2 separate regions of the Mus musculus genome follow, and region 1 is linked to region 2. Evidence: chromatin contacts called from ENCODE Hi-C or POLR2A ChIA-PET data. All regions are on one chromosome and are shown on one strand. The core of a region is the stretch at or near the end of the contact, and the rest is flanking DNA. Distances in the headings are between cores, read along the strand shown.

Region 1 (4,262 bases), core at 286-2,785, 36 kb after region 2:
CAGTTTGGAATTAGGGCTAGGGCATCAATAGTTCACCAATTAGCAAATTTATCGAGAATTATTTTGGTACTCTATGCATAAGAGTTTCTATTTGTCATTTTTAATTCAAAAGAAGAAAACATAAAATAATGAATGCAAGGAGGAGCTCAGTGCTAAATGGCAGGAGGATGTTTGTTGTTGTGAAATGTCTTCACTGTGACTGCTGAATGAAAGGGAGGAAATAATGAGATAATGAATGGTGTCCACAGTAAAGGTGTGTTTGAGTGTGCTGGCTCGTGTCTGCTGGAGGACCAAGAATTCAAGGCCATCCCTAATTACATATTGAGTCTAAGGCCAGATTAGGCTACAGGACACCTCACCTTGTGAAACAAAACAATAAAAAAGATATTATCCTAGAGCACTTAAAAGATGAATAGGCCTTTGAAAAAGATACTCTAGTTTGAAACAGGAACAAGCACAATGGACAGCGTACAATGCCCAGATTGCACAAGATGTTTGAAGAGTAATAAATTGTTTTCCTATTTGTATGACAACACTAATTATTACACATTCTATAGTTCAGCAACCTCACAGGGTTGAGTTCCATTACAAAAGCTTTAGGGGAGGAATTGGTTACCAATTTTTCTGGAGGTCACCCACCATCCAGAATAATGACTCCCTTCCTCTGTCTTCAAACCCATCAGTGTTTGTTTAATCATCCTTTGTAATCAAATCTTTTTTCAGACAGCCCCACCCCATCAGTTTTACAGACTGTTACCTTGGGTCCTTGGAGTACCCTTCCTATTTTAAGGTTATGTTAACTAGTAGCTTTTATTCGTTGCCATGCCCTCTAATATATTTAGAAGTCTCAAGGATTAGTCTGTGGACATTCTACCGTGGAGAGTTGAGAAGTTACCCTTGAAAAGTGGCTAAAGTGAAACTGAACATAAGATGGTGACAATAGGGAGCCAGTGCATTCCAGGGGCATGGCATTATTTGTTTATTTATATTAGTTTTTTTTTTTTTTTTTGAGATAGCTTTGGCTACAATATGGAAAACTGAACAGGTAACCTGAGGAGCAACTAGAGATGCTACTAGAGGTCAGAGTTTACAAAAGGGTCGAGAATCCTTACATTTGCTGTGGAGCTGAGTCTGTCCAAGTCTACATACTTTCCTTTAGAACTCATGATATCATCTTACAGGAGCCCAGCATGTGCTTTTGGTAATTTGACTTAATTTGTCCAAATGATGCTCCAAGAAAGCCTTTACGTCATTTCCAAGCACTGGAAGAGATCCTCAGCAACGCTCAAGCTCAGAGTTCGTATTGACTCACTTAGCGGCCCGAGTTATAAACTGGACACAACACTGGGGACATTCACACGGTTATGGCGACATCCGGTCCTCTAACCTCTCTTCCGGGTTCCGCCGGCCACCCTCTGTGAAACCGAACCCGCACGCGCACGGCTGCGCCTAGGGCGCTGACACGGGGGGGGCGGGGGGGGGCGGGCGTTCCGGACTTGCAGTAACGTTCTGCGTCGGAAAGCGAGGTTTTCCGCTTTCGTCACTTCCGTGTGCCTCGGCGGCTTTCGTCCGGATGGACTCTGGAACGCGTTAGGTTTCTTTGCCTGTGACTTCTCCACAGCACTCGCCTCACGCAGCGCCCAGTGCGGGGATATGAGTGTTCCTGAGCCACCGCCTCCAGACGGGGTCCTTACGGGGCCTTCCGACAGCCTGGAGGCCGGCGAGCCCACGCCGGGTACGGCTGTTTTGCGGGGCGACTGCCCACAGGGGCCGGGTTCGAGTGGGTGGGACTCCAGCGCAGGCGACCCTCCTGCCTAGAGCATCCTGGCCAGGCAACCCTGGTCCCGCGAGGAAACGCACTGTTGGGTGCGGTTTGTGTTAAAGGTTTGCGTTTGTGTTGCTTTTCAACTGTTTGTCACAGGGTTAGTGGTTGGCGATCAGTCTGCCAGAGAGAAGGTAGATTTTTAGGAAACTGTACAATAGTGTCTACTCATGAAATACTCTGACCTCCTAGGTGACATTACTTCATCCGAGACTCCAGCAGCCGTCCGCACATTTCCAGAAGAAATTTAAGCATTGATGCCCGAAGGCGTCCGTTGGACGAAGCAGTTAATTTGCTATATAGGCAGATGGGCACTGTTTATACCATCGTTTTTGTGAGATTGAAAACACCACTCAAATCATTTTCTGTGAGCATTGGTTCATATGAGAGAAGCTAGATGGAGCTTCTAAAAATAATCTCTGCGTTTCAGAAATAGGAAGCTACAAATAACCCAGCATTTCCTGGCAGTGCTTTTCTTTAATGACATATCCCTTTCATGACTTGTTCAGTCACATTAGTAATACTCTGTAGTACCTACTTGGAACCTGGGCCTCTCTCTTTCTCCCTTCCCCTCCCTTCTCCCCCTCTTTCTCTCTTTCTGCACATAACGAATGGGTGGTATGCATATAAATAAAAGCAGATGTCAGAGAGTAGGGCAGAGATAGGGATAGGTGCTAGCTGCAGGTTCAACTCAGGACTTATTTCATGTTAAACAAGTGCTCTACTACAGAGCTAGATCCCTAGCCTCAGCTGTCTGATCTTCTTGATAATGGTGTGAGCTTACTCTCCCATGAAACTGAATTTGCACTCTTGGATTCAGTTCCCTCTGTTTCATGTAGAGGATTCCGCAGGGCATTAGCATCTATCTCCCCTCAGCAGTGTAAAGCTACCACCGCTAGTCTCTCATTCTCACAGCATGGTGTGTCCATTGTTGTAACTTTACTGCCCCAACACAAGCTCCAGGCATGAATCCTTAGAATCCTAAAATGGCTTCTTGCCACTTACTGAATTTTCCATAGAATTGGCACTCAGGGACCCTCACAGGCTGACTCACGGCATATATTAATAGCTCACTGTTGCTTTCTGTGCATGGCCTTGCTGTTCATCCTTGCAGTTTCTCATTCTGTTTAACAATGTTGCACCCCCTCGGCTCCTTTCAGATTTGTATCCATATGAAAGTGGTGGCTGCAGTCTAAGTTGGGGCCATTTTTTAGAGGGTTTTTGCAGTTTCAAAGATGGTCACATGTTCTGTTCCACACTGTTTTCTAAGAATGTCTCCCATAGAAATAGGAGCGTGCAAGGATTAGGAAGACCACAGCAGTGTTGATGAACTATGTAGATCCATATACATTGCTGAAGAAAGATACCTGTGATAGACTTTGTCTTAAAACAGACAAATGAATGGAAGACCTTCAGAACAGCGTGATGAAAAGCTGATGTGCATGGCTGGGTAAAGGCAGTTTCTGGCCGATTACGTGAGAAAACTGCAGACTGACTCCATTGGAGTTAGGCTTTTTAAGGAGTGCCTTTTCCCATGGGTTTACATTTTTATAGTGATTAGCAAAGAGAAGAGAAGATGGGGTGGGAGGATGAGGTGGGCATTCAGCATCTTCAACAGCCCGTCTTCCTTAGAAATCACCTCAGACTGTTAGATTCCACGACAGTTTTTGTAATGGCTTTGTATACTCCCCTGTATTGTGTACTCAGGGAGGAGAGTTTACCTTATTTATTGTTGTGACTAAGAAATTAGCAGACAGTAGGTGTTCAGTGCACATATATTGTATGTATATGGTAAAGACCTGGTTTTTCTTTTAGAACTGTGCTTCTCAATCGTCTAATGCTGCGACCCTTTAATATTTTTTGACTGCTTCATAAATGTAATTTTGCTACTGTTATGGATCATAATGTAAATATCTGTGTTTTGATGGACTTAGGTGACCCCTGTTAAAGGGGTTGCCACCACATGGCCGAAAGCTCTGTTCTAGAGTCTTCCACAGTGAAGTGCCTGGAACTTAATAACTAATACCTATCCAATAATTGCTAATAATTAGAATGGGAAAGGGAGGCCTATGAGTTAAAGTGTGTGTGTAGGTAGGCAAATTTGTTGTTCCATCTTAAAGTTGTAATAGCTTTAGTCTGGTGTTTCTTTCTGTTCATCTATTATATATTGTCCATGTTTGAAGTTGGTGCTTGTTGTACTATTATTGTAGACACAACTTAAGCAGTGGAATTATTTGTCAAATGTAAGCTTTTCGTTCCGCGTCCAAAGGCACATTAGTAGTTCCCAGGTCTTCCTGGATCCTATTTCATTTTTGGCTTGTGGAGAGTTTCAGTTTCTATTTAGCCCTTGCCCATTTGAGTTGTCTTGCAACTTTGAGAATTCCAATTTGTTTGTGTTTTCAGGGTTAAAGTTAAAATTGTTACAGAGGTAAGAGCATCC
Region 2 (4,111 bases), core at 918-3,417:
TATTTTTGAAAAAGCTGGAAGATGGGTGATGTGCCACATATAGTCTACTAGTGGGCTGAGAGATAACTGAAGACATTAAAATATACCATATACAATTTGTGTTTGCTATGCATATATTTATACTCGTATATGCAGATATGTACATACCTATGTCTACTTGTGTAGTATTTTACCACAGTCTACTTCTTATTACATAGTCAACAGAAGTCTGAAAACCTTTGAGAAATCTGCTCTTATTTATGAAAGCCTTAAGGGCAAGAGAGAGGGAGCCCTGAGAAAAGGACCATAACCAGTACAGCTAATTTCACACTGGGGAAGAATGATGGGACATCAGGCAGAGAATGTACATGAGTCTTCTACACACAGCATTTTAAATCTGGGCTGCCAGGTCTCTTCTTGTTATGGCTCATCATAAGAGACAACGTAAGAGAACCGTCTCCTCTGTTAATGCCACTTCAGAAACTGCCACTAAGGAGTCGGCAGTGTGTTCTCTATCTGAGAACTGCATCCATGGATACCATCAATCATGAATGGAAAACATCTGAAAAAGTAACTCTTCCTCAGCGTTCGCCATTCACAGACTTGTTCTGCTCATCAATCTCTCAACGAGTCAGGATAACAACTACTTAAATACAGCATCAAATTTGTATTTTGTAGTCAAAATGATTTCCAAAGGCTTTAAAGTACAGAAGGACATATATGTAGGTTATATGCAAATAACTGCTTCGCTTTACGTAAGGGATCTTTACATAAGGCGTCACTGGATGAGGCAACCTGAGATTCAGGTTCTAGAGAGGACTCCTGGAAGCAACCCACCTTGGATATCAAAGGACGACTATAAACTAATGCGACAGTAAAAATAAGGTCTAAAGCAAGAACCTTAGAGTGAGAAATTATCTGAAATCAGTTAAAAAAGGAGAAAAAAAAAAACCCTAGCTTCTGCAGCTGCCGGGGAGACCTCTAGCAAACTGTAGATACTCCTTTTAATAATGAACTTTTAATTAGTTGGCTGTATAGAGTTTTGTAAAGCCCTTGGCTATAAGCTCAAAAGGAAGCGGCATAAATAAGCATCAAATAACCAAAATGTAGACAGAGAGGAAAGTCTGGTACTGTGGATGGCTCTCTCTTTTCCCAATAAGATTCCTCATAATCTAATCCCTTCAGAACTTCTGTGTGAGAAAACAGAATGGTGTTCAGTAACATCCCTTAGTACTATAAAATTCTGATTCTAATCCATGTCAGAATTATTTTAGACGTTGAAAGATAAACCTGGCATTTTATCAGAATCTGTAAAAGGAGAAGTTACATGATATACAGTCAAGATAACACCCTAAACCCTACAGTAAAAGGCACTGTTTATGGGAGTTACAAGATATACCTGCAAGCTCTCAGTGGGCGCTCACGGGAACCGCACTTTGGAATCCCGTGTCCCTTTCCTATGGACCCACGAAAGTCTAGATACTCAGCAAACTTCCTGAAAACAAAGTTTCCACCTCAACTCCGGCGTAGCTAACAGCTGGACAAAGTCAAAGGCAAGCGAGTCGGCGACACAACTCACCTACAAGCTCTCCGATCATGAAAAGCAAGTAGAGGACGGCAGCGATGGTCAGCCTGGTCTTCACCTTCCTCTGCTTCAGCAACTCGCGTCGCTTGCTGCAGTTGTCACAGGGGTCCATTTTCAAACTCAGCTGACTGTTGGTTAAAGGTAAGTCCTGGTCCAATAAGGAGTCATCGTCGGCCTGGAGGGCCGGGTGCGCCCCGTTCACAGGCCTTTCCGGGGCTTCCGAGTCATCGTCGGCCACCACGACTCGAAGTTTATTAAAGCGCGAAAGCCCCTCGTCGCTCACCTCGTCCGAGAAGTCGAAGGCGCTGGTGTCATTTAAGAACAGCGGCGTGTCGTCTTTCCTCAGCAGGGATTTGAGGCGCTTCCACGCGCCGGGGCCGGCCATGGCAGCGGAGGGGCGGCCGGCGACTCCGCCTTCACCGGCGCTCGGGCTCCTCAGGGCAGCGCGGCGCGTCCCTGCCCATCGTGAGGAGAACGAGACCCCGCTCCTGTCGCCGCGCCCCGGCCGCGCGCCAGCTCCGGACTCGGCGGTGCTCGGCTACCTGCGGGCCGACGCCGCCGCGCATCCCCGCCCGGAGCTCGCGCTACTGCGACCCGGGCCAGGGACCGAGGCCGAGCCCCAGCCACTGCACCCGCCCGCCCCGTGCCGCTGGGAGGCCGGCCGCGGGGTCTGACAGGCCCGGCCTCCTCCGGCCCCTGAACGAGGCGGCGCGTGCGCCCGCGAGGCGCGAGGGGAGGGGTCGGCGCGGGCACGCAGGCCGCCGCTTGGGGGCGCGCCGAGGGGGCGTGGTCGCGCGTCGCCCCCTGCCCCCGCCCTCCCGGCCCCGCCTCTCGGGCTCTGAGGTCTTGTGCGCTCTGAGCCCCCGGGTGTGCCGCGGGAAGGTCCCCCCGGAGCTGGGTGTCACTGCTCTGAATTCCCTCCACTGGAGATGGGTCTCGGGAATCTCAGGTCCGATCTTGGTTATGGATGGTCCGTGGAAAATGTCCTTTAGTGCTTTCTTACCAAGTGGGAATCCTGGTAGCTTTTCTTCTACCCAATCGGCAAAAAATTGCCGATTATCTTGGTCAAAAGGCTAGGACAAGACTAGGATGGTCAGTAGTTCTATGGCTTGCTTTAAAGTTTCCTGTTTCTCAGCAAATATGTGTCTTCCTTCTGTGTTCACTGCTACGCTCCTTGGGCACAATTGTGTGAGCTTACTTTCCCTATGTTTCATCACATTCTCAAATGTCCTCAAGAAGCAAGATTAAAGGCAACACTGTTGGTAGAATTCATTTTAAAGTGTAAATCCTTGGCTTCCACCTTTCTTTCCTTTTGAGATCCTTAGGATCTAATCCAGGGGCTCATGCAAGTTAGACACGGGGCTACACCTGCATCTTGCCTGTGGTGTCCTGCAAGCTCCTACTTCCCCAGGGTTTACAAAGACAATATTTTAAAAAGTTTTTATATCTTACCAAAATTTCAGGTCACAAAAATACAATGAAAAAAATCACACGAGGCAATTTTAACGATTCTGTTGACACCTTAGAATCCGGTGCGAAAAGAAAGCCCTGGCTACTTCTGTATTCCAGAGTGATCCCTCAGTCCTAAGTTTTCCCCCAGAGCTGCAGTCATGAAAGCAAATTAGACCCTCCATGGTCCCGAGATCAGGAAGGGAAGGCTATTGCCTAGAATTTCATCAATCAGGACACGATGGTAATAGCCAAAGGGAGACAGCTTACGAGCCATTACATTCCTCGGCTCCAAATATCTTAGGAGTAGATTGTTCTGTTGTTTTTAATGTCCCATTTAACTGCCTACAATGTTTCAGGAGTGTCATCGGAGTCTCTTAAATGCAGCCTCAAGGTAGGAGGGATGTGAATGTTTCAAGAATAGTTGAAATAAAAGGATGGGTTGTTTGGGGACATTTCCAGCGCGCTGTGCTGAGGAGGACTGCCTTTGTGCGTTCTGTTCTTTCACTCGTGTCTCACTGGATTCTCGAGAAAGTGATGAGACGACAAAGCCATATTTTAAGCTCTGTCCATAAATTCTGTGATGACCCCACTCTTCAGGAGGTAAATTCCCTTACCTTTGCTTGTGGACAGCACTTAGTAATGGCCTATGACCTGTAATGAACAGTCTGTGGCAGAAGTGACTGTGACTTACAGACTAGGTCATAAAAGGTGCTGCAGCTGTTTCTTTATCCTCACTCTTAGATCTCTTGCACTGTGAGGAGACAGCTACCACATCATGCTAAACTTATCCAGCACCGTGGGAAGGTCTGTGAGAAGGAGCTTAGCCCACCAACTGCCATGTGAGTGAGCCATTAGTAGTGGACCTTCCAGCCCTAGTAAATCCTTTGGATGACTTTACACTGGACAACTGAAGCCTCACAATGCATCCTGGGCCAGAACCACCCATCTAGGCCACATGCAGATGATGCACAGAAACTACACAAGATAATGAATGTCTGCTATTTTAGGATAACTTTTTTATAGCAATAAATAGCAAATACACTATATTTCAAATTTCTTCAGAACCTGGAAATACTCCTTTTATTCTCCCTTTTT

The links. A loop is a pair of places that touch in the nucleus more often than their neighbours do. ChIA-PET counts read pairs that join two places held with the same protein, here RNA polymerase II (POLR2A).
Region 1: a map of left cerebral cortex shows a loop between it and region 2 (6-fold over the local background). The contact joins the promoter of Bloc1s6 here to the promoter of 4930417H01Rik in region 2. A Hi-C loop is called at or near these places in 13 of 37 maps with a recorded cell type or tissue (adrenal gland, gastrocnemius, heart and 1 more). POLR2A ChIA-PET finds 5 or more read pairs at or near these places in 1 of 5 experiments (Patski).

Annotation. Positions count from the first base shown.
Region 1 is chr2:122,736,970-122,741,231 of GRCm38, forward strand. Bloc1s6 (biogenesis of lysosomal organelles complex-1, subunit 6, pallidin) reads left to right here and starts at 1,536. Exons shown (of 5, transcript NM_019788.3): 1 at 1,536-1,735. The coding sequence starts at 1,654. Bloc1s6os (biogenesis of lysosomal organelles complex-1, subunit 6, pallidin, opposite strand) reads right to left here and starts at 1,393. Exons shown (of 2, transcript NR_156706.1): 1 at 1,113-1,393.
Region 2 is chr2:122,700,472-122,704,582 of GRCm38, forward strand. It overlaps 4930417H01Rik (a long non-coding RNA gene), which reads left to right and starts at 2,168. Exons shown (of 5, transcript XR_866691.3): 1 at 2,168-2,513. Slc30a4 (solute carrier family 30 (zinc transporter), member 4) reads right to left here and starts at 2,192. Exons shown (of 7, transcript NM_011774.3): 1 at 1,559-2,192. The coding sequence starts at 1,949.